Regions from separate parts of the Mus musculus genome. Here regions 1 and 2 are each linked to region 3. Evidence: chromatin loops called from intact Hi-C (ENCODE). Cell type or tissue: left cerebral cortex. All regions are shown on one strand. Region 1 overlaps Hacl1 (2-hydroxyacyl-CoA lyase 1). Region 2 overlaps Colq (collagen-like tail subunit (single strand of homotrimer) of asymmetric acetylcholinesterase). Region 3 holds the start of Mettl6 (methyltransferase like 6).

The links. A loop is a pair of places that touch in the nucleus more often than their neighbours do. Peaks named below come from ENCODE experiments on the same cell type or tissue, not always from the same donor. Only the 100,000 strongest peaks of a DNase experiment are listed, where the experiment ranks them.
Region 1: a loop joins it to region 3, with 2.1 times the contacts of the local background. A loop is called at or near these places in 4 of 42 quality-filtered maps.
Region 2: a loop joins it to region 3, with 1.9 times the contacts of the local background. A loop is called at or near these places in 2 of 42 quality-filtered maps.

What each region holds. Positions count from the first base shown.
Region 1 is chr14:31,601,697-31,609,696 of GRCm38, reverse strand. Hacl1 (2-hydroxyacyl-CoA lyase 1) reads left to right here. Exons shown (of 17, transcript NM_019975.3): 17 at 1,654-2,471. The coding sequence ends at 1,686. Among named protein-coding and RNA genes, the nearest start is that of Colq, 28 kb to the right of the region's middle. In left cerebral cortex, CTCF peaks have their summits at 3,979 (motif pointing left) and 4,575 (motif pointing right); a DNase peak (open chromatin) is centred at 4,560.
Region 2 is chr14:31,565,073-31,573,072 of GRCm38, reverse strand. All of the region lies in intron 1 of Colq (collagen-like tail subunit (single strand of homotrimer) of asymmetric acetylcholinesterase), which reads left to right. Among named protein-coding and RNA genes, the nearest start is that of Colq, 8.3 kb to the left of the region's middle. In left cerebral cortex, no CTCF peak of the experiment used is centred here; DNase peaks (open chromatin) are centred at 80, 1,093 and 3,574.
Region 3 is chr14:31,489,779-31,497,778 of GRCm38, reverse strand. It overlaps Mettl6 (methyltransferase like 6), which reads left to right and starts at 2,739. Exons shown (of 6, transcript NM_025907.4): 1 at 2,739-2,877; 2 at 3,815-4,182; 3 at 5,323-5,457. The coding sequence starts at 3,958. Eaf1 (ELL associated factor 1) reads right to left here and starts at 2,700. Exons shown (of 6, transcript NM_028932.4): 1 at 2,408-2,700; 2 at 1-70. The coding sequence starts at 2,510. In left cerebral cortex, no CTCF peak of the experiment used is centred here; DNase peaks (open chromatin) are centred at 1,211, 2,700, 3,175 and 3,480; H3K4me3 peaks cover 2,645 bases; H3K27ac peaks cover 1,388 bases.

The DNA of each region.
Region 1 (8,000 bases), 110 kb before region 3:
GAGGCAGCCGGCCAGTTGGAGGAGCTGTAGGAAAACCAAGTACAGTGAGCACTGTGTAGATGAATCTGCAGCCAGTGGTGTGTGCAGCCAGTGGTGTGTGCAGCCAGTGGTGAGTGCAGCCAGTGGTGTGTGCAGCCAGTGGTGAGTGCAGCCAGTGGTGAGTGCAGCCAGTGGTGAGTGCAGCCAGTGGTGAGTGCAGCCAGTGGTGAGTGCAGCCAGTGGTGAGTGCAGCCAGTGATATGTGCAGCCAGTGGTGAGTGCAGCCAGTGGTGAGTGCAGCCAGTGGTGAGTGCAGCCAGTGGTGTGTGCAGCCAGTGGTGAGTGCAGCCAGTGGTGAGTGCAGCCAGTGGTGTGTGCAGCCAGTGGTGTGTGCAGCCAATGGATCTATGCAATTGCAGTCAACTTAGTCCCTGTAACCTCTAATGGGTATTGATGCAGTAGCCACAGTAGTGAGATAAATGTCAAAGTGTGCCATGTGATGTCGCCTTCCATCTTAGAGTACGCTGATTTTCATTTTTAATCTGTGTACTGTGGACCTTCTGCCTGCTTGTGCTTACATACCTGTCTTCCATGAGTCTACTCTTCAGAGCGGAAATCTACTCAATTATTCGTCCCCGCCCCAGCATGTGTGTATATATGTGGTCTATGAGCACGTGTGTTCACATATGTGGGTGAACATGTGTGCAGTGAGTACGTAAGCCAGAAGCTGAAATCAGATGTCTGCCTCAATTGTCTTTCACTTTCTCATTTACTGAGCCAGGATCTCTTCCTAAACCCAGAACTCACCCCAGAGGGAACCTCAACTTCCCCTCCCAAGCTCTGAGGTCACATGTGTTTATATTGGGGTGCCAGGAGTCTGAACCCCAATCCTTATGCTTGCCAGCAAGCACTTTGTCCACAAAGCCATCTTTCTAGTCCCTCTCTCTTGGTTCTTATGAGCAGATACTTGAGCAATCAATAAAATATACAGCAACGAATTTGGAAACTGTCAGATATATAGAATTCTGCTGAGAGTCTGCTTGTGTACAGGCAGACATGGGAGACCTCGGAATTTACATGAGAGCAGAGAAAAGATGCTCAGCATAGCACCTGCCAGCCATGCAGACAGACAGAGTAGGTCGGGAGGGAACGAGCGGTGGCATTGGCAGGGATCCTCCCAGTCCCTTAAATATCTGCTTCAACATCTGATCTACAGCTTCCTATGAACTGCATTTGCATATTTTGGAGAAGTAGAAATTATCACTGCCATTTGTAATTCTGTAGGATTATCCCTATATGAAATACTTTAACATTTTTTATCTTTGTTCCAATGGGATTCTAACATAGTTTCATCTCCAAGCTGTTATTCTTTTATTGAATGTTTGTCTGTCAGTGTTCACCATTGAGTCACAGTGGCTGGCTGCTTCCCGCTTTCTGCAGGAATATCTAAGTCTCTCTAGTAACCTGCGTCTGGGCCTAGTGGGGAAGGCAGTCTTAGTGAACTGGTCTCACTAATTACTTTTCAGCTCTTTTTGACTAGACCAAACACAAACCTTCTTTCACCACCATTGTATAGTTCTTCTATATATTGTATAGTCCTTAAAGTGATTACAGTGAGGATACAGTGTAATGTGGCCATTGCTTCTGCCTCAATGCTGTCTTTTTTTCCTCTAGGATTTTCACTGGCTCACCCGTTCTAACATGTGAATAAACTACTTGATGGTTATGAGGAATTTTCTCTTTCCCGCAAGGTAGAATTTACTTTTCATAGCAAAATTACCATAGTGCTAAAATTGTATTTAAAAATACACTTTAAATTGTATTTTATAGTAAAGAAATTGACTAAAGCCAGACATTTGTTATAACTTTGGTTTTGTTTTGTTTTTTATTGTGCATTGATGTTCTGCGTGCGTATATTCAAGTGTGAGTGTGTCAGATCCCCTGGAACTGAAGTTACAGACAGTGGTGAGCTGCCATGCAGGAAATTGAACCCGGGTTCTCTTAAAGAGCAGACAACGCTCTTAACCACTAAGCCCCCATGATTTTGGATCTAAAGGCTTGTGGTATGTGGTAAAGGCTTGGTCAGAAGCTCCTGGCACTTTGGACGGTGGAGTGAGGTCACTGGGGACTAGCTCCCAGCGTGATGCCACTCCTCAAGCCCACATCCCCTGGGCTGAGCAAGCCCTTTCATGAGCCCCTGTCATGATGGACAAAAGGGCGAAGTGACCATGGACTGGCACGTCCACCACTGAGCGAGGGCTGCAGAGACGACTCCACAGTTAAGAGCACAAACTACTCTTGCAGAAGATGTGAGTTTGGTTCTTAGCAACAGTGAGTGATTCACAACTGCCTGTAATTGCAACTCCAGGGACTGGGGGGGGGGGGAGGGATTTAATGCCTTCAGCTTCCTTTGGCTACATTCTCATGCGTACACCTGCACACAGTTGCAAATATACACACAATTTAAAATAAAATGAAGCTTAAAGGCTATTAACCAAAATAAATATTTCTTCCTTTTAAATTGATTTTCCCCAGTACTTTGTCAAGGAATGGAGATTGACTAACAGTATCCTACCACATAAATAGCCAAATACCAGCATTGGAGAAAGACATAAAAGCTGTATAAATGATGCAGCATCCAGCATCCCGAGAGCACCTCTCTGCCGCAGAGTGTAAACTCAGTCTATTCTGTATTTTATTTTTGAAGACTTGGGTCTAATCTCAGTTGTTGTGGAACTTGCCCTATATATACTTGAATGTTTTTCCTGGAAAGGACTCACTGATCCAGAGAAGTCACACCACCTCCATACTAACCCCTGTAGATTAGCTACTTCGTGTAGGCATACCACACTGAGACCCAGGAAGTCATCCATGGTTTATTATCATGTGTTGTGTAAGAAAATTTTGGTCATTGACAGGCCACACAATGATAGTGTTGCCTTACAATTATAAGGGAGCTAAAAAGTTTCCCTCACCAGCTTGAGTTACACTGAGAGCTCAAGGTGAGCTGAGCTGCTTATGGAGAGACTGTCCCCCAAAAAAAAATAAAAAATAAAAAAGTGAGGCTGGAGATTTGGCTCAAGTAGGTCACTTGTCTTGAACACTCCAAGCCTGAGTTTAATATCCTTAGCACCACCAATAAATAGAGAAATAAATAATTGAAGAGAAAGAAATCAGGCAAATGATTTAGAGTGTAAAAGCGCTCTTGCAGAGCCTGATCTCTTAAAACCTACAGAAATGTAGATAAGGGGGAACCAAGACTACAAAGTTGACCTCTGAACTCTACACTTTGGCTGTAGCACACACCCACACCCACATATGTGCATGCACTCACACACAAGTAAAAGTTTTTAAAGACAGAGTTGTGGCATAAGGTTGTGCACCCAAACTGGGTTTACACAACTATGGGAAAACGACAAGCAATATTGCTTGGAACTTCAGGATTTTAACCCGGGTTTCACTTAATGCAACATAGTAATGGAAGTATTTTTATGTCGTTTTTGTCTCCTGGGAAATATTAAAAGTGAGTCAGGTAGTGGTGGCATATGATTTTAATCCTAGCACTCAGGATGCAGATAGCCAGATCTTTGTGAGTTCAAGGCCAGCCTGGTCTACAGAGCAAGTTCCAGGACAGCCAGAGCTATACAGAAGAACCCTGTCTCGGAAAACAAAACAAAACAAAACAACAACAACAAAAAAACAAAGATAGATAGATCAATCAATCAATAAATGCCCAACAACAACAAAAAGAAAATATTGAAAGTGTTTTTGCAGTTGCTGGGAATTGAATCTAAGGCTTTGTACATGCTAAGCAAAGAGTCTTATTTTTTTAACCTATCTTTCTAGCTAAAAGTAAACATTTTTAAAAAATCAGAACTGTATTTTAAGATATTAGAATAGGAGGCTGGAGAGATGGCTCAGAGGTAATTTCTCCCAGTTGAGTTCCCAGCCCCCACATAGAGGCTCACAACTGCCTCTAACTCCAGTTCAGGGGATCCACTGCCCTCTGCTGGCCTTCCAGGAACCAGGCATACCCATTGTACACATAGATAAACGCAGGCACTCAATCATAACAACAAAGACGACGACGACGACGACTAGAACTAAAATATTAGAAGTGGATGTACCTGTTATTTTTGCATTTTTTTCATGAATCAGAGCACAAGGCTTTATATCAAAATTCAGCATATAAACATTACACTAGATTTGTCTGCATTGGCTGAGTTGTAGCATAAGAGACCACCTCTGTGTGGGAAGTTTCTAGCTCTAGATGAGAACCCGGAAGAGTTTTGCAGTGAGCAGTGTACGGCTCTCACAGGGCCCTGATCCAAGCCCAAACTGCGCAGGAGGAATCGCAGAGGAGCATTTAACTTAGATAGCCCACATGATCTCGGTAATTGCCTCCGCCCATGGACACCTGCCTGACGGCCAAATGTAATACAAAGTTTTGACACAGATTATGTGGCGGGCTTAATATTTTTAAGTTGAACTGTATTACTCTAGCTAGATATTATTAGGGATAAATGCCCCCTTTTCTAACTGTGTTATCCTTATAAGAAGAAAAAAATGTTGGCTGGTTAATAGTGTGGCCAGCAGAGGTCAGCCCAGATCAATCCAAGAACGCCATACCTGATCATCTACTCCCAGCTTATTTTGTAAAACAACCTTGTAGTTAGTTTTATCATAGGAGTTACTTCTCAGAAGGGTGAAATATGAGAAATTCTCTCTAGTTGTATGTATCGTAATCCCAGGACTCAGGAGGATAGACCATTAGAGTCTTAAATTTGAGGTTGGCCTGAACTACACAGTAAGACCCTTTGTCTCAAAAACCAAAGCTCCTTTAATATGAATCGGTTTGTTAATGATCAAAATCATAAATAATGTTTAGCATGGTAGCACACCCCTTCCATCTGCACCCAGGGAAGCAGAGGCAGGCAGACTTCTCTGAGACCGAGTCTTGGTTTACAGGTCAGCCAGCGCTACATATCAAGACCCTGTCTCAAAGACAAAGCCTTAAGTATTTTCATCTTATAGCTGAATAACATCCATGCTTACACAGTCCTGGTAATAACTCAAATGTTATCTCTTAGGTCAGTTTCTTTACTGATGTGCTTGGTCATATTTCATGGGGTTATTTGGGGAGCCCAAAAGCTACCCAAAGCCATAGCGCCTTGCCTGGCATACAGAATGAATGCACTGTCGTTAGGAAAGGTGGGCCCTTAGCAGAGAACACAAGATGGAAACTAACAGTGATTCAGGGTGAAGCACAGTGGTTTATTTTTGAAGTAAGTGGTTCTTCCTCCCAAATACAGTAGATATTTTCAGGAAAGTGGGTCACCGTGTCTGCAGGGGTTCGCTAAATAAGAGTTGTATGAGAGCTCATAGTAAAAAGCGGTTCTGTGGACATTAAATGAAGTCAGTAGATTTGTCCTCCCCTTAGGGAAAAATCTCAAGTCCATTACAAGGAAACGATAACCCTTGCACACTAAAGGAAAAACAAATCAACAGTGAAGATAATTACTTACCCTTCCATCCCTAATGGCTTTGGCAAGACCCTGCCAGCCATTAGCCAAGCTGTCCTGGAACTCAGTATGTAGTTCAGGCTGGCTTCAAACTCACAATCCTGCCTCCACCTCCCAAGAGCTGGGTAATTTTTAAGTGTGGGAAATACTGCATTGCTATGAAGAAGGTCCTGAAATACATGCAAACTTAGACTACCCTAGAGCACCATATGAGTGTATTTAGATGCCTGAAAACCAGTTAAACTCTAGTTGGGGATTTGGCAGAAAGCCGAGAAACCTGCCCTGCCTGATGTAGAAGGGGTGGAGTTCATGCTGAGGGAGGTTGAAGGTGCTAAGCTAAAACTGAATCATGAGGAAGAGAGCAGCTGATGGCCTACCTTGCCCTGCCCGAGAGAGAACACTAAAGACCGCCAGGGATTCAGCTCTGATAGGCACCACTGCCTCTACATGAGACTTCCACTGGACAATCTTCCATCTTCCCTCCTCCTCAAGGCCTTTCTATCCAGAAAAAAAAAAAAAGGATACCTGGTCAACAAACCCCACAGCAAATTTGGATGGTGCACTACCCCTCCAGTTAAGGAGCAAAGGAAGACACACCTAGAAATTCCAATGTCTCCAGTTTCAGAGTAGGAAGGGAAGCTTGCAAGGTTGCCCCATAGCATAGAAATAGCCCACAGAGGTGCAAGATCCATCGTTTCTTTCCTACTGTCATTGGAGCTGGCTCTGTGGTGTGGTTAATCTCCAGCCATGTGGTTTTCTTCTCCCAAGACTTATTCTCTCGGTCCCCAAGTGTTCCTGATGGCGGCCTGGGTATGGTCTCTCCCCAGCTCCAGCTTAGCTCCTGCTATTCTTGCAGTAGTGCGTTGTGTACCCACACCCATTCTATCCACAGTACTTCTGCAAAGCTGCCTCCCTTCTAGCGCCTCTGTTACACTGTAGCATCTCTGGGACACAGTAGTCATGGTAAGTTAACTCCCATCACTCCATGTTGGTGAGCACCTGTGTGACCCAGGTCACCTCCCCCATCCTCTAGACCTGCATCCTCTTGCCCCTGTTTGGTCAGCTCCATGGTGACTTACACCAGGCAAACAGCAACAGAGTAGCACTATCCCGGGGAGGAAGAAACTCAGGAGACATATATCCCGGAAACCACAGCAGATTTTTAAACAAGTACACAGGTGATAGAGGACCTGTCATCTTTGTTTGTTTGGTTGGTTTTTTTATTTGTTTGTTTGGTTTGGTTTGGTTTTTTCGAAACAGGGTTTCTCTGTGTAGCCCTGGCTATCCTGGAACTCACTCTGTAGACCAGGTTGGCCTCGAACTCAGAAATTTGCCTGCTTCTGCCTCCCAAGTGCTGGGATTAAAGGCGTGTGCCACCACGCTCGGCTGAGGACTTATCTTCTAAGGACCAGAAACCTGCCCTAATGCCTGGGTATTGATAAACCCCTCAGTGCTAGGGACAGAGGCTGAGGGAGGCGAGGCCCCCAGTAAACTGAAGTTTAGGTTTCTATCTTGGCAAAATAGAGTTCAAATTTTAAGTTCATTTGTGATAATAAATATTTCTGTCACATTTGAGGGCTAACTTCTGGATTTTATGCCTACAATATTCATTTTTACAAAACAACAACAACAACCAAAAAAAAACCCAAAAAAACAAAAGCCTGTTCTACCATTCCTGTGTCCACAGTCTCCATCAGCTTCGCCACCCTTCCCCCACCCTGCCACCCTGCTCCTCTCACACAGGTTGTTGGTTTTTTGTTTTGTTCTTTTTTTTTTTTTTTTTTTTTTTTTTTGGTGATTCTTTGTACTCAGGGTTTGTTTGTTTTGTTTTTTTGTTTTTTTGGGTTTTTTTTAACTTGTTAATTGTGATGATCAATCTTGTCAACTTGATTGGATTGAATGGAGAGATGTTTAGTAAAAGATGAGTAAATGTTTGTAATGTTTCTAAAAAACATTTTGGCTGTCTGTGTGAGCGAGAATATTTCAGAGAGTATTAATGAAGGGAAGAAAACTCACCCTGAGTGTGGGTGGCACTGTCACATAGGCTGGGAGGAATAAAGGACACCGGCTCAGCTGGGACAGGCGTGTCCTATCGCACCTGACGCGCTTGAGCCCTGGAACCCACATGGGAGACAGAGACAACCAACTCCTGCGAGCTGCTCTCTGCCCTCACACACACTGTAGCATGCATGCTCATGTGTGTGCGCGCGCGCACACACACATAAGTGCAATTTTGAATCCCTTTTAAAAGCTTCTCAGAGAGAGAATGACGCCTGTTGGTGCGTATCCATCCTCTCTTCTGCTCCCTGACTGCCACGACTGCAGCTGCTTCCCCACCCGCCCTCCTTCCATGACATTTCAACCTTCCAATGGGCCTCAAAGCCATGGCGACAACCAACCACGGGCTGAAACCATGAACCAAAAATCTTCCCTCCTTTAAGTAGTTGGTCATAGTGACAAAAGATTGATTCATTCAGACAAGGTGGTACTGAGAACTGA
Region 2 (8,000 bases), 75 kb before region 3:
CCTCCTTGTAACCAAGGCAACTTCCACAAACCTTTTCAGGCCCGTGAGCCATCCTACCCTCTGCCTACATGGACATATGTTCCTCTTCCATAAAGCGTTTCCCAGCCAGGCAGGAAGGCAAGCAGGAACTCTCCAGAGCAATTGTGGATCCAAATTTCAGAATCCAGATCAGGAATAGACACAAATCTGTCACAGTAGAGTGTGGCCACACGGAAGGATGTGATTCTGTGTGGGTGCTGGAATCCTCGCTGTTACTTCTGTGGTCTATACAATGTCCAGCTATATACACCCTGCTGCCTGGAAGTCAGCCAGACCACCATTTGGGGACCGTCCAGATTTTTGGCACTAGATCACAGGTCATTTATCTGTGTCTGATGCTGATCAGCTATTGTTTAATGTCCCATAATGCACTTGCAAGCCATCTCCTCTCATTTAGCTTCCCATATTTCCTCTCGATAATAATATCAGAGAGCGTTCTTAAGTTACAGGGCTCTCTAGGAGGTCTCAGGCATCTGCCACCCCCATCCCAAACCTCTATAGAAGCAGGGGCCTTCTCACTCCCCAGCTCTATAAAAACATGTCTGCCCTGGGAGGTGGAAGGCTCTCCTTTGGCTATCCTGACCTCCCCCTCTACCCCTCTCCATTACCTTTCGGGATACCCAGGCCTGCCTTCCTCTGGTGCATAATCACACAAAGCAACAGAACTGCTTTGGAGACTGAGAGTCTCTGACTTCCATGTGACACACAAGATGCTGGTGACTGGCCTTCCTTAAGTGCTTCTAATGCCCATGAGTACTGCCCATGACTGTTACCAATGCCCATGTCCCAGACCTCTCTATTACAGAGTTCTCCGAGAGCTACAACAGTACCTGCTCTTTACAGCATCCCCCACAGTGAAGGGTCCTGGGTTTGAGCTCTGACCATCATGGTTATGAACTGAGCTGTGATGGGAGTGGACTTCACTGGGGTGAGCCTCAAATTCCTGTCTGTAAAATGGGCAGAGCAGTCTCTGTCCCACAGACATACTCTGGGAGAATGTATTCATTCAACTAAATTCCAGTGAGAGTCAACCATGTGCCTACACAGACACAATTATCCCACCCAAAGGAAGCTTCTGTCAGCCATCTGTGAGAACTTCTCCTGGATGACTTGCTGGTCACTGCTCGTCACTGCTGGTGACTGCCTTCATGCTTTGGACCATGGAGAGAACAGGGTTAAATTGCTTTAATTGATAATGATTAAAATGTGGATGGTTTTATATTTTAATATATGTCTGGCATCTTTTCAAAACAAATCTCTTGGGATGCTGACCGACCTGGTAGTCCTGATCCCTCCTTTTGGGATGGCACATCGACCATGTGTAGAATCTGCTCCCGATCATCCAGAGTCTCCATTTCCTCCTGCCTCACACCTGCCTCACACCTGCCTTGCACCTGCCTCACACCTGCCTCTTACCTGCCTCACACCTGCCTCGCACCTGCCTCACACCTGCTTCATTCTTTTAATTATATCTGCTTCTTTGGGCCCCTCTGGGCATGTGACTGTAAGCCCCGGAGCTAGAAGCCCAGCTGGCCTTTCCCTCCCTTTGCAGCCTCCAGCTTTTCTAGGTTTCCAAAGGTCTGCACAGCTGAACTGGAGGGCAGCAGTCCACAGCAGTAACCCCCATAACATAGTCTAGGCTGGGTTCTAGGTGCTAAGTCCCCTAGCATGGGCAGCATTTCAAGTTCCCCTGGTGATCAGAAGGTTTAGCTGTTGCTAACCATTGTACTATACCCAAAATCAGAATCAGTGAGGGGCTCGCTAAAACAAAGGCCCCGGAACCCTCTAAGAGGTCCTTATTCTGAGGGTTCTAGAGTGGGCCTAAGCACCTGCATCTCTGCAATGCTTCAGGTGCCTCCAGGCTCCAGGCCCACAGTCCACACTTTGAAAACCACTGCTGTAGCTCACTGCAAAGTTACTTCATTATCTTCCTGTGAACATGAACCACCTCCAACTTTCCAACAGTTCCAGAGGACCACAGTCTGAAATAATTTCCCCTGGGTGGGGGCCAAGGGCCCAAGGGAGACTTAGTTCCCTCATCTTTTCTAGATCTAAGCTGTGCTTCTCAGATTCTTTGGTTCCCAGCTTTCTCTCCTGTGTCCACACACAGCCATGCTACATATCGCTTCTCAAGCCCCCTTATCAGTCTGTTGTGTTTGTTTGTGGTGTGAATCCAGGGGCTTGTACATTTTAGGCAAGCACTTTAACATGGAGCGACATCCCCAGCCTCTGCCTGGCTCTTAGAAGGACACTTGCGATTACATTTAGGAACCCAGATAAGCCAGGATTGTTTCCTCATTTTAAGTGTCTTAGTTACCCACAATGCCCCATTCACACAGAAGATAGCATTTACAACCACCAAAGCTCAGCTCTAGATACCAATAGGAGCCGTTTGGTGGACCACACTTACCTCATGCTTTGTTTAGATGCTATGGGATTTGAAGCAGACAGGAGTGTGGCTACCAGCAGTTCATCAGATCTCAAAAAACCCCAAAGAGACCACCAGGAACCACAACTCTGATGCAAGTACATGAGAGTCTTTATTCAGGCTGTTGAGCCTGGGCCACAAACCTTTCTGATGATGGAGCAAGATAGGAGGGCAGCCCCCAGGTCTAGGGGAAAGGGGTTTACACAGGAAAAAAACACAGGTGGGGGTTTCCAAGCCTCGGTGTTACATGAGAGGGTAAAGGAGCACTGGCCTTTAAGCTAACTGGTTTACAGCACCTGGTTAAATGGCAGGGAGGGAGCACACATCAAAAGGGAGCACCTGGACCTGGGAACGACTTAGGTTTTCTTAGCCCACTCTGGTGTTATCAGCCAGCTGCAGATGCTTGTCTATTTTGCAACTGCCAGGGACATTTCATGCTTTTTCTCAGACCTCAAGGGTGGGGCCCATGCCTCTCTCAGGGCAAGTTAACTTAGAATGGAGTCTTAAAAGCAAAATGGAGTTTATTCTGCTACCTCAGTCTCTTCACCGTGAAGAAAATGAAACTTGATGTCCCTGTGAGGTGTTTTCCTGAACTAGTCACCACATGGGTCACTGGGTTTCAATACTACTGGGCATCCCAGGAAGACAGGGATCTGGGATAGTTACAAGCCAAGTCTTGGGGACCAAGCTTTCTCTTCTCCTGTGACATCAGGAGTAACACTTCCAACACTCTGCTCCCTGGGGTTTCGGTTTTTATAGTGGTGTGACTATAGGCTAATTGCTCTCATGGGGCTAAAAGGATCTAAGCCACAAACACTTGGTCAGGATTGAGGAGGATTGTTGTGAACATTTCAGTGCCGGTCACTACCATTTGTTGCACCCAACCAAAAACTGAAATAACTTTTTGCTTAAAACACTTAGTGAATTAAAGCAAGAAGTTCATATTTCTACCACTTTTTGTTTGCAAACTAGGCCTTAAGGAAAGCTGGTGCTGGGCAGCTAATCAGGCAAGAAGGCTCTCCTTCCCTAGTGACGGGCTTCCCCTGATGTCTTAAAAATATACCCTGGCACTTGTCCATGTGTGAGCCCCAGGCATTTCCCGATTCACATCCATGCTCATCTCCCCATGGCAACCAATGAAAACATGGGGGGAGCTGCTTGTTTGAGAGCTGGGAACAGCTGAAGGAAGCTGGTGGCTGGTGTGGTCTTTCAGTCAACTGCTGGGATAAGGACTGAAAAGAGGAAAGAGCATGAATGAACCGCGCAAGCCCCTCCCTTTCCGGCCTCCCCCTTCTGCCTCCCCGTTTGGACTTCCCTGCACCCTCCTCTGCTCATCCCTCAGCTGTCTTCTTTTGAAGAGTTTGGGAACCCCCCCCCCCATCAGCTGTCTTCTTGCTTCAGGGACTTCCCTCTGGGACTCGTGCTCCTGGGAGGCCTGCCCAACTTCAGGCAGAGGGTAAAACTCAGAGATAGGTGACCACAGCCATCCTACTTACAGAAACCTGCGTACTCAACTGGAGCACCCCTGTTGGGTCTACCCTAGTTCAGACCAGCGGTGAACGTGTGCCTTATGTGAAGAGCCTGCAGGGTTTCACTGTCGGGAGAGGTCAAAGCTGGTTGGTGTACCACTTTGTGTCCATACAGGGCCAATCTTCCACCAGCATCTTTATTAGGGTAGATCTCATGGCGGTCCCTAGAAGCTTCCAGATGCCCCATGATCAGACAGAAACCAAAGTCTCAACATGGAGAGCTAATGTTTGGAGGGGTAAAGACTCCGGGATCTGGAAGGCAGCAGGGCCTTGTGAGAACCATATTGGGTTGGCTGACATACTCCCTCACTAGTGGGATTTCTGTGGGAAGCAGCAGTAAACTGCCTGAGTTGGCTCAAGGAGAGAGTCAGGCCCAGTGGATGAAGTAATGGACAGTTCTCAGAGGAGGCAAGAATGGCCAATGAATATATGGAAAAATGTTCCACATCCTTAGCCATCAGGGACAAGCTAATCAAAGCTGCGCTGATTCTTTCATCCTAGTCAGAATGGCTGTCCTGGGATAACAAGCTGGGCATGGTGACCTGCCCCTGTGATCCAGCACCAGGGAGGCTGAGGCAGGAGGACTGCAATGAATTGGAGGCCAACCTGGGCTACAGACTGAGACCTTACCTCAAAGAACTGAAAAGGAAAAGGAAGCAAATGCTGCCACGGGTCGGGCGGGGGGGGGGGGGGGTGGAATCCTACATACAGGTGGCAGCAAAGCAAAACTCATGAAGCTTTGGACAGTGTGGAGAGCTTCAGCAAACAGGAGAGAGCCACTGTGCGGCCCGGCTGCACCACTCCTGAGCCCACCCAGAAGGACTCCGTGTCAGCGCTCTTCAGAGATGCCAGCACACCCGTGTTTATTATAGCCCTAGTCACAGAGGCCAAGATATGGAAGCTGGCTAGATGTCCATCTACAGATGCAAGGATAAGGAAAAGGTGGCGGGTAAACACAGTGGGGTGTTTCCTCAGCTGCAAAGAACAAAATTACACCATTTTCAGGAAACCGCAACTGGAGATCATCGTGTGAAGCAAAATAAACTAGATTTAGACAAATATCATGTTTCTCTCATAAAAGGACTCTAGACACTATTTATAAATGCAGAGATATATCTATTTATAATTATGTGTATAATTATTAAAACATTTATTGTACACATATGTCTATATATATGAAATAGGAAGGAACCTATATGGAGGGAGGAAATACCTAATGGAGGGAAAAATAAGACAGGGTAGCAAGGAAGAAAGACAGAAGATAATCTCTCATATGCTGAGTCTCTATTTATGTGCAGTGTGGTTGTGTGCAGGTTCTCATAGCTGCAGCGAGCTTAGGAGTGCAGCAGCCATGTCAACTCCACAGCACCCCCAGCCACCAACTCTTCCATGGTTTCCCTGATATTTGTGCGGGTGTGCAAATGGCCCGATTATGGCTGACAGTCACTTACTCTCAGCACTTTGGCCAGTTTTGAGCCTCTGCATTAACCGCTAGGAGAGACAGCTCCTCCAAACCTGTGGATACAAACGGAAACATTCAAGGGCAGTTTGCTGCATGACCATTTAGCAAAACAACAGTACAAGGCTCCCCGCTAGGGCCTGTGCCCTCCCAGCTTATAGGAATAGAGTTCTGTGTATTCTCTCACTCATGTGTGGAACACACACACACACACACACACACACTCACATAAGACCAAGCAGGAAACCAACAAGAGTAAGAAGGGGGACAAGGAATGGCAAGGGCAGGCACATATGAGTAAAATTAATTATATATATACATATATATGTCAAACATGTTAAAACCCCATTATTTTGTATACTAACTTAAAAATTAATAAAAAAGAAAAATTTATCCTCTAAAAAGTAAACAAATTTACATCTTATAATTAATTACAAACTAGTTAAATATAAAATATAAGGATAAATGTATTTTAAATATAAAATAGGAACTGTAAAATTGCTAAAAGAAAGCTTTGGAGTTTTCTTTATAAATAACTGAAGTGGTGGGGTAGAGCAAAAATTAGAAAAGAAATGGTTAAATTCCACTCCACTAAAAATGTGTTTGGGGGCTGGAGAAATGACTCAGTGGTTAAGAGCACTTGTCACTCTTCCCAAGGACCCAGGTTCAATTCCTGGCACCCCCATGGTAACTCACAAGTGCCCATGACTCCAGTTCCAGGGCTCTTGCACCCTCATACATGCAGTCCAAACACTATGAACACAAAATAAAAAAATTATAGCTGGGCAGTAGTGGCACATGCCTTTTATCGCAACACGCTGGAGGCAGAGGCAGGGATTCAAAGTTCCTGGTTCAAAGACAGCCTGGTCTAAAGAGGAGTTCTAGGACAGCCAAGACTACACAGTGAAACCCTGTCTCGAAAAACTAAAAAAGAAAAAGAAAAAAAAGTTTTAGGCCTAAACAAACTGGGAGAAAAGGAAGGAAGGAGACAAAGAGGAAAAGGAGGAAGAGGAAGAGGAGGAGAATAGTCATATAATGGGCATAACTCTCCTTATTGATAAGAAGAAAGAATTAGTCCAGCAGCCCCCCTGAAGAAGGCCTGAGAGCTCTGCAGCATGTGACAGTGTCATCCACTATAACAGAGACATAAATGAGAGCCATAGGAGCATGCTATGCCTCACCTCTCATAGCTATGGCAGTGGGCTGTCTGTGACAGCATCAAGACAGACAGACAGACAGACACTTCCATCCCCTGCTCCTAGGTAAGAGGATTGGCTGCTGAGGCTGTGTGGAGTGAAGCAGACAGCATATGTAAAACCCATGCCCTGAGTGATGTAAATTCTCTCATACAGAGCAAGTGAAGAAGCAGAGGGTGGGTCTGTGGCATCAGGTACACGCCATGAGTGTTTGCCAGCCACCCCATTGCACATCAAAAGGAAAAGAGCAAACATATTTTGGTTCTTCAGACTGAAGAAGTATTATGAAGCTGTATAAAAGAATGCAGGTGCATTTTATACTGTGTGGGAGCCTCTGCAATCCTCAGCCAGCAGCGTAGTGATCCACAGGCGGGGAGAAGGTAGTGTGGTTCAACGTCACTAGCCAGTGTTTGCTCAGACTTCTGGAGTCTGACCTCGAGCCGCTCATTTTAGGTATACTTAAGCACTGCACAATTTAGTGAAAACTTATCCTGGTGTTAATTAACTCAATCCTGTGTGCACAACAAAGCATACATAAATCTCTCAGAGATACAAAATAAGCTAAATACAGATCGGATGTGACTACATCAAACCTCCTTGTAAAGTTCGTAAAGATCGGTGCTACAGATTGCCTGGGGGAGGGGGAAGCTGGCTTATAATAAGGTCTGGGGGAGGGTCCAGTGTGGTCTCTGTCACACAGATGATGTAAAGGTCACCAGGCTACTTATTAACCATGTCTGCTCACAGCTTTCTGGACAGATAACAGGTTACACATTCCTTCCCTTGAAGGAGCAACACTGTGTTTAACATTCCAGGCTCCCCTAGTGCTGACTGTGAGCACAGAGACCTCAGTGCCCCCTACAACACAAGGAGAGAGAATAATCCTCTGGATATCTATAAAGGGGCTAAAAGAACGGACATGGTGACATACAAAAGTGATCTCAATCATTAAGAAGCTAAGGCAGGAGGATTTCTGCAATTACAAGGTTACAAAAAGCCTTGGCTTTATTTTGACAACTTGCTCCATTGAACCATTGTTGCTCAGCAGAGTCCAAAGAGGCAGCCCTGTGTCCCCCCAATTTCTGGAGAACAGGGATTTGGTGAGTTGGCAAGATAACTCTCTGGGCCTTGGGCAGCCAGAGGCTCCCAAGAATCCAGCTTCTCTCCTTCCTCCTTGTTGTGAAACTCCAGACAATTCACACAGCAAGTGGAGACAGAAAAAGCATTTAGGGGAAGGGGTTAAGGGAGCCACAGAGTTTTGTATTTCAAGTTTCCATAGTGCAGTGTCACTGCTGAAAAAACAAGGCATGGAAGTGCAGGGTCTTTCCAGCGGGCCGCAGCTGTCAGCA
Region 3 (8,000 bases):
ACTTCATCTCCTTTGCCAACCTGGAGTTCTCCTTCACAGGAAGTGTCTATTGATGCTGGCTTAAAATCGTCTAAAAGGAAACAATGGATATTTCCCACTGGGTGGCTGAAAATGAAGACTTCTTGGGCATTTTAATTTCAGATTAAATAAAAGCAGTTGAGAATGCCTTTATGTGCCTGTATATGCACAGGTACATGTGTACAAATATCTGCAGGTACCTATGGAAGACAGCTTTAGATAATCTCTTAAGTACTATTTGTCTTGGTTTTTTTGACCAGGGTCTCTCATTAGCCTGGAACTCACTGAACAGGCAAGGCCAGCTGGCCGGTGGGTCCCCAGTAATCCTTCTGTCTCAATATTTCTGGCACTGAGATAGGAACTGTTTATCCTGTGGCTCCTTTATGTGGATTCCAACCCGGATATTCATATTTTCATATCAAGTACTTCACAGACTGAACCAACTCCCCAGCCCTCTCATTTACAATTCTAAAAGACTTTGTCATAGAAAACTTCATATGCTTCATTCACGGTAATAATGAGCCCCAAATGCTCTCACCCAATAGTTATCAACTCAGAAACACCTCTATATACGCTGCCTTCAACTATACCATCATTTAGTACAGGGAGCTGAAACTTATATACTCTCTGAAACTTACACTCTCTTATGTTAATGTAAGACAATCCCTTCTTCCAAGTGTCAGGCACACAATTAACATCTCACCATCCATAATAAGGTAATACCAGAACTGTGTATATAAAAACTGTGTGTATAAAAGCAACACAGCAAACATTCTTTTTTTGGGGGGGGGGGGAGGAGGGTTCGAGACAGGGATTTCTCTGTATAGCCCTGGCTGTCCTGGAACTCATAGACCAGGCTGACCTCGAACTTAGAAATCTGCCTGCCTCTGCCTCCCAAGTGCTGGGATGGCGTGCAACACCTCTGCCTGCTTTCAGCAGACATTCTTAACTATAAATCCTACATAAGACACAGCAGGCCACATGAGGTTGGCCTCTTTTTGCACAGAAATGTTCTAAAATAGAACATGCCACATTCAAGTTCTCATTTTGGTGGGGGAAAAAAGTCTGGCTATGTTCAGAAGCAGACTGGCGAACTCCAGAAATTACCCTGCTTATTCTTGCAAATTACACTTACACAATAGGAACAGCCATTTTACTTCGCACCTGACTCAAACTGCAGGCCAGGAGCACATGTGCAGAATTGCACTTAAACTTACACTGCTCTTCTGTGGAGGAACAAATTAGTCAACTGGGAAATGACAATCTTATCGTTTCCCCAGTACTGTCTCTCTGCAACAGCTGAGTCTGCTGTGGGTGCAAAGCACAGATGCAGCTATGTGACAAGAGGCCACACAGAGATGGGACTTTAATATCTAACACACCCCCCTGCCTGTGTGTTGAGTCACATCGATTAGCTCCCATGACAAAGCAGGTCTTAACCCACACTAACGCTACCGGAAACCCGACGCCTGTGATTCACAGGGATGTGCTTGGTTTGGTCAGCCATGTCCTGACTCAGGACACACAGTGGCAATACCCCTTTCAGAGTCTATAATCACGTAGGAAAGGGCCCAACATAATGACTCTTTCCACATTCCTTATGCTGCCTTCTTCATTTTCCAAACATAGATCAGGCTTTAATTTATGCCAGATGCACAAACTCTAATTTTATTCTTCACCCACAAGTGAGTTGGCCCAGAAGTTAAGGTGAAGTAGGTGACATTAATCTAGCTAGGTATGGTGGATCAGGTCCATATTTTCAGCACCACAGAAGCTGAGGTAGGAGGACTGCAGCATGTTCAGCGCTGGCCTGAATTATATAGTAATTTCTAGGCCAGCATCACTAGTAAGACTGTCTCGAACAGCAACAACAACAAAATCAGTGTCATAAGCAGAGAGGAAGAAGAAACCTTATGGGTGGCACGAAGAATGCAGGTTCCCTGGCTGTGGAGGAGACCAAGAGCAAGGGGAAAGGAGCAAGGGAAGGAATGAAGTAAACGACACTCGTAGCAAACGGAAGACTTTTCCAGGGCAAGAGCCCTGATGGAAGAATTCGACAAAGAGAACGGGGACACAAGGGAGGAGAAATGGGCATCGCTACTAAAGGAGAAAAGTTTGGCTTAAGGGCTGGGAAGGGGAATTTGAAATAAAGGGGCTATGACTTTCTGAAGTGGTATTTGAGACTGTAAAGTAAAAGAATAGTTGGCAGCAATCAGAGGTTTGGTTTGGGAGAAGAGATTTCAAAGTAAAAGAGCAGATCGAAGTTCCAGAGGCTAAGGGATGAGAGGTAAGGAAAGCGACGCTTTCGAGCCGGGATTAGCCAGGGGAGTCTGGGCTTGCACGTGGCGGCCAGGGAGCCCCAAGTGAACCTGGAGGGGCGCTCACTCACAGCGAATCGTGTGGAAGGAGGCCCGCGGCCGCTTCTCGAAGCTTTCCCCTAGCCGCAGACAGTGTTCCTCCCGGTCCAGCAGCGGGTTCGCCGTGCCGTTCATGGCCTTGCACTTGCCCGGCACCCGGATTGGAGCTCTCCTCGCGCGGCCGCAGTCCCCCCGGATCCCCGCGCAAGCGGCCCGCAGGACCGCGCTCCCGGGACACCGCTCCGGAGCGCGCACTGAACCAAGTCCGCGCCCACCCGGGGCCGGAAACCAATCTACTCCGCGTCTCGAGAGACTCTGCGGAAGTAAGGCCGCTGCACTTCCGGCATTGGGGAGGGACTTCCGTCTCCCCAACGGAAATAGCGGGGGCAGTGCCATGGAGAGAGAGTTCTCCGGGACTGCTGCAGCCCACAGTTTTCTGGTCTAAGGAGGAGCCCAGGTCAGCTAGAAGATTCTGCTGCCGACGCCTGGGCTTGACTGACGGGTGAGTGCGCCCTGACCTGTTCTTTGCTGGGGACCCTGGGAGCTCAGAGCGTGGGGAACTGAGTGGACGCGAGTTTGAATGTAGGTATGAGTGTCCCTGGACATGCCCGAGACCCTAGCGGCCTGCTTTATCCGAGGGTTCAGAGAGCGATGACGGTTCTCGGGACCTCAGTCACCCTTCCCCCTACTTCGCTCCATGGTTGCGATGAGAGGATTTCAGTTCTCCTGGCCGACGACGCTTCCTTCAGTTTATGGGTACGATCAGAAACCCCGGCCTCTCCGGATCAGCTCCGTCACCTCCTTAGCCCCCCCGCGATCCCGTGTCTGTTAGGCAATCGTCTACCCGCTTTCGGTTAGGGCGGTTGTTGCCGTTGTTTTGAAGTCACGTTTCCCACGGGCACTGAACGTTGATGAGAATTTTTTTTTCTCACATTTTCTCAGTCAACTCGTGGATGCGTCCCTTTGCCCTAAGTAAACCTATTTCTTGTAGTACTTGGCTCATCTGATTTGAATTGGGAGTCCGGTCCGTGAGAGTTCTGGTCTCTGAGTGTAGTAAGCTCTATGCAGTAGAGACTGTCTTGGTCTTTATGACCTCTCCAGACCCCGGCAGGGTGTTGGGCAGAGTCAGCATCTCGGGAGTGTTAAGTGAATTGACCCCGGAGCCTTAAAGAGCCCTCCGGGAACCTCTCCCCGAGTCTTGGACTCGTTTAGAATCCAAGCTCTAGAAATAATAAAGAACGATCTAGCTTGATGAGGCCCTGGTCACCCGAGTTGGGAGGATGAGGCAAGAGGAAGTACATTCAAGGGACAGGCTGGGCTTCAGGGACAGCCCCTGGCTCAGATGAACAGGATGGGGAGAGAAGCAGGCAGGTTGTTAGAGAATCACTAGTCAGAATCAATCAGTCAACCCCCTCCCCCCCTTTCTCTTTCCTAAGTAGCATCGTATCCTGTTGGAGCTGGAAAGTCACCTGGGGAAACTGCATCAGAGAAACTCCAGTGTCTACAATCTCAGCATCGTTTGTTCAGATGGTTGAAGAACAGAGGACCTATAGCAGCATTGAATGTGTTTCCGGCAACTACAATGGCTTCTTTCCAAAGGAAAGGACTGCAAGCAAGGATTCTTAGCACTGAAGAAGAGGAGAAACTGAAAAGAGACCAAGCTTTGGTGTCTGCTTTTAAACAGCAAAAACTGGAAAAAGAGGCTCAGAAGAACTGGGACCTTTTTTATAAAAGAAACAGTACCAATTTTTTCAAGGACAGACACTGGACCACCAGAGAGTTTGAGGAGTTGAGATCATGTAGGGAGGTAGGCTGGGGTTTCTCCTGGCTCGAGCCATCTTCATTTATGATGCCTAGAAGAGAGGTCCTTTGTTACATGTAGAGAGTGCTCCCAGATGGCACCCTTAGGTGCCGTTTCTCAGGAGCTGTCTTGTTTTTTGAAACAGGGTCTCTCAGTAGACTTGGGGCACACAGATTAGCTTGGGCTAGATAGCCAGTAATCCCCAGGGAGCCTTCCTAGAATGAGATTCCAACTGTGCGGCACCACGTCCAGTTTTTTACCTGAGTGCTAGTGGTTGTGTGGCAAGCACTTTACTGACTGAGCTACCCTAAAGAAAATTAGGACGTCTGTCAGAATGTACCTATGGAGAGTTCTGATTTGTTTCAAGTATGTTTAGCAATGTCTGGGCTGTTTAATAGAAAACAGAGCTTTAAGGTTTTCTTTTTAGATTTGTTTATTTTATTATGCATATGGGTGTTTTGCTTGCATGTATATCTATGTACCATATGCATGTCTAGTGTCTGTGGAAGTCAGAAGAGGGTGTCAGGGCCACCAGAACTGGAATTACAGGCAGTTGTAGGTGGCCATATGAATGCAGGGAATTGAACATGTGTTCTCCTAACCACTGAGCCGTCTCTCCAGCCCCCTAATGCTTTCTGCTTAGTTAAAGCTGATGTGAAGGTTAGAAATAGTAAATATTCAGACTACACTTTAGTGACAGATTGAAGCTGCTTGGTAGTTAATGAACATTTGCTGTACTGTTTTCTAAGAATTTTGCATCTGTTCCCTTAGTTAAGCTTCATAGCAACTCTCTGAAGTGCATTCGTGTTGTTCCTGTTTGCAGGAAAAACGATTGAGGCACAGAGCTATAGAAGTGAGTTGCCCGAGGATGGAATCCAGGGGCAAAAGAGGAGTTGGGATTTGAGGAGGAGGTTAGCCCAGAGTGTATGCACTGTGCTGTGGCTGCCTTATTTTTCACACTGAACTAACTGCCCATTGTCGAATGATTATAAATGAGGTGCCAGTGTTTAACTTTTTCTCACTAGCTCTGTTGTTTAGTATCTGCCTCTTGAGGTCAGAGACATCTCGTGCCTACTGAACATTTTAGCTTGGTATGTTTATTATGCAAACGCAATGTGTTATAACTTCTGTGTTCTCATTCCTCAGTATGAAGGTCAAAAATTGACTTTGTTGGAGGCTGGCTGTGGGGTTGGGAACTGTTTATTCCCACTTTTAGAAGAAGACTTGAATCTCTTTGCCTATGCCTGTGATTTTTCTCCAAGGGCAGTTGACTACGTGAAGGTTGGTGCACCGTATATGTATTCCGCTGCTTGTTTCCTTATGCCTTTGTCTAGTCGTGTCCTCATCCAGGAGCTCACCAGCCATGAGCACCACGGAAGCCGTTTTCTGTTGCCTGTGCACGTGAAAATATTTGATTCAAAGCAAAGCAGAGATACTACTAAACAGTCTCTGTGCTTGATTCATATGGCTTACTTTGTAGGTTGGTGTCTGATTGCGTGCCCTTTTAAGATAGGTTACTGTGACCAGGATTGTATACATGCTTCACAAAACTCACAGGCACAGTCCTCTGTGATGAGTAATGGAGGAAACAGAATCCCTTAGAAAGAAGGATGTGGCTGTGCAGTGGTGGTGCACACCTTTAATCCCAGCACTTGGGAGGCAGAGGCAAGCAGATTTCTGAGTTCCAGGCCAGCCTGGTCTATGGAGTGAGTTCCAGGACAGGCAGGGCTACACAGAGAAACCCTGTCTCAACCCCCCCCCCCCCAAAAAATAGAGATGTGAATGTTTACGTTTTAATAGATAATGCTACATTTCCTTTCAAAAGACCATGCCGGTTTTTAGTTTTACCAATAATTGTTTCCTCGGGTTTATTTTTCTTTTCTTTCACCAATCTAAGAAAAAAAAGTCTGAGCATTTTATTTTTCTCATTACTAGAGATATTGAAGACTAAAATTCGTAAATACACATACCTTTTTTTTTCTACCATTACCTCCTTTCTTCTCCGTGTGTTTAGTGAGAGCTTACTGTGTGCTAGTTGTAAGAATTAATCTGTGCATAACTTTTGCCTATTTTTCTGTTCTTATTTTAGAATATAGTAAGGATGTTTGTTAATCATGCATATGTTACAAGCATCTCTTTTTTTCCTTTTCAATATTATTAATTGTAGCCCTTTTCTAATGCAGGATTTAATTATGTCTTGTTGTTGTTGTTATTGTTGTTGAGATAGCCCAAGCTGAGGCAGGTTAAACTGTTGATCCTCTTGCCTCAGCCTTCCTGAGTCCTGGAATTATATGTGTGCACCACCATTCCTAGCTCATATCAAATTTATTAGCATTTTACTTTTGAGGTAACAGGCTTCATGTGTAAGAATTCTTTACGCCTGGCACTTAGATAATCATTTATTGTTTCCATTGCCCTGTTTTTAGTGATCTATTTATTTTTATTTTATGTACATTTATGTTCTGCCTGCTTGTGTGTGTGTGAGAGGGCCCAATCCCCTAGAACTGCAGTTAGAGTTGTGAGCTCTCATGTGGGTGCTGGGGATTGGACTCAGATCTTTGGAAAAGCAGACGGTGCTCGTAACCACCGAGCCAACTCTTTTGCATTTGCATCTGTACCATTTTAGTTTTCTTTTAGAGTTTAGAGATTTATCTATTTTGGGTTTATGAGACAGGGTTTCTCTGTGTAGCCCTGGCTGTCCTGGAACTCACTCTGTAGATCAGGCTGGTCTCGAACTCAGAAATCCACCTGCCTTTGCCTCCCGAGTGCTGGGATTAAAGGCGTGCGCCACCACCACCCAGCTATTTTTCTATTTTTAATTATGTATAGTGTGTATGTGCCTGCATGTGCGTATAAACACGGCACACCTGCAGAGGTCAGAAGTTGCAGATCCCCGGTAGCTGGAGTTATCGGCAGCTGCCTGATATGGTTAGTGGAAGTCGGGTCCTCTGAGAAAGCAGCCTTTACTGCTGAGCCATCTCTCCAGCCCCTAGTGTTCTTTTTAAAAAACATTGTTTGTCTGTTTTTTTTTTTTTTTTTTTAAAGATTTATTTATTATTTTATGTAAATACACTGTAGCTGTCTTCAGACACTCCAGAAGAGGGAGTCAGATCTTGTTACGGATGGTTGTGAGCCACCATGTGGTTGCTGGGATTTGAACTCTGGACCTTCGGAAGAGCAGTCAGTGCTCTTACCCACTGAGCCATCTCACCAGCCCCGTTTGTCTGTTTTTATATTGTGTGTGAATATACATGTATGTGGGCATGCACGTGTCGTTACACATGTGTGGAAGTCAGAGGGCAACATGCTAAAGTTGATTCTCTCTATGGTGTGGGTTCTGGGGATAGACTTAGATAGTGAGACTTAGCAACAAGTACCTTTACCCACTGAGTCATCTCCCTAGCCCCAGTGTCTATACCATTTTGATAATTATTATTTTAAATGCCTAAGCTCTTAGTCTCTCATTCGATGCCATATTTGAGTTGGGCTCTGATACTGGGCCTTCTTTCTTCAGACTTTTTTTTTTCACTTCTTGGTGTCCCTTATATGCTTTTTGTTTAAGTTGCACATAGTATAGGACAGTAGATACCGAAGTTCATACGGATTTGTAACCAAGGGTTGGGTATTATATGATACACTTACTCTTATTCTACCAGACACTTAAAACTCCTTTGGTGACTTTTGTATGTCTTCTTAGCTTTAGGTCTTCTCTTTGTCCCTTGCCTGTCTCTTCCTGGCTATAACCGTACTTACTGGGGGCTTTTTGTTGGGGTGAAGAGTGAGAATCCTTCTTATCTTGCCCCTCTGGATTTGAACAGTGCAGT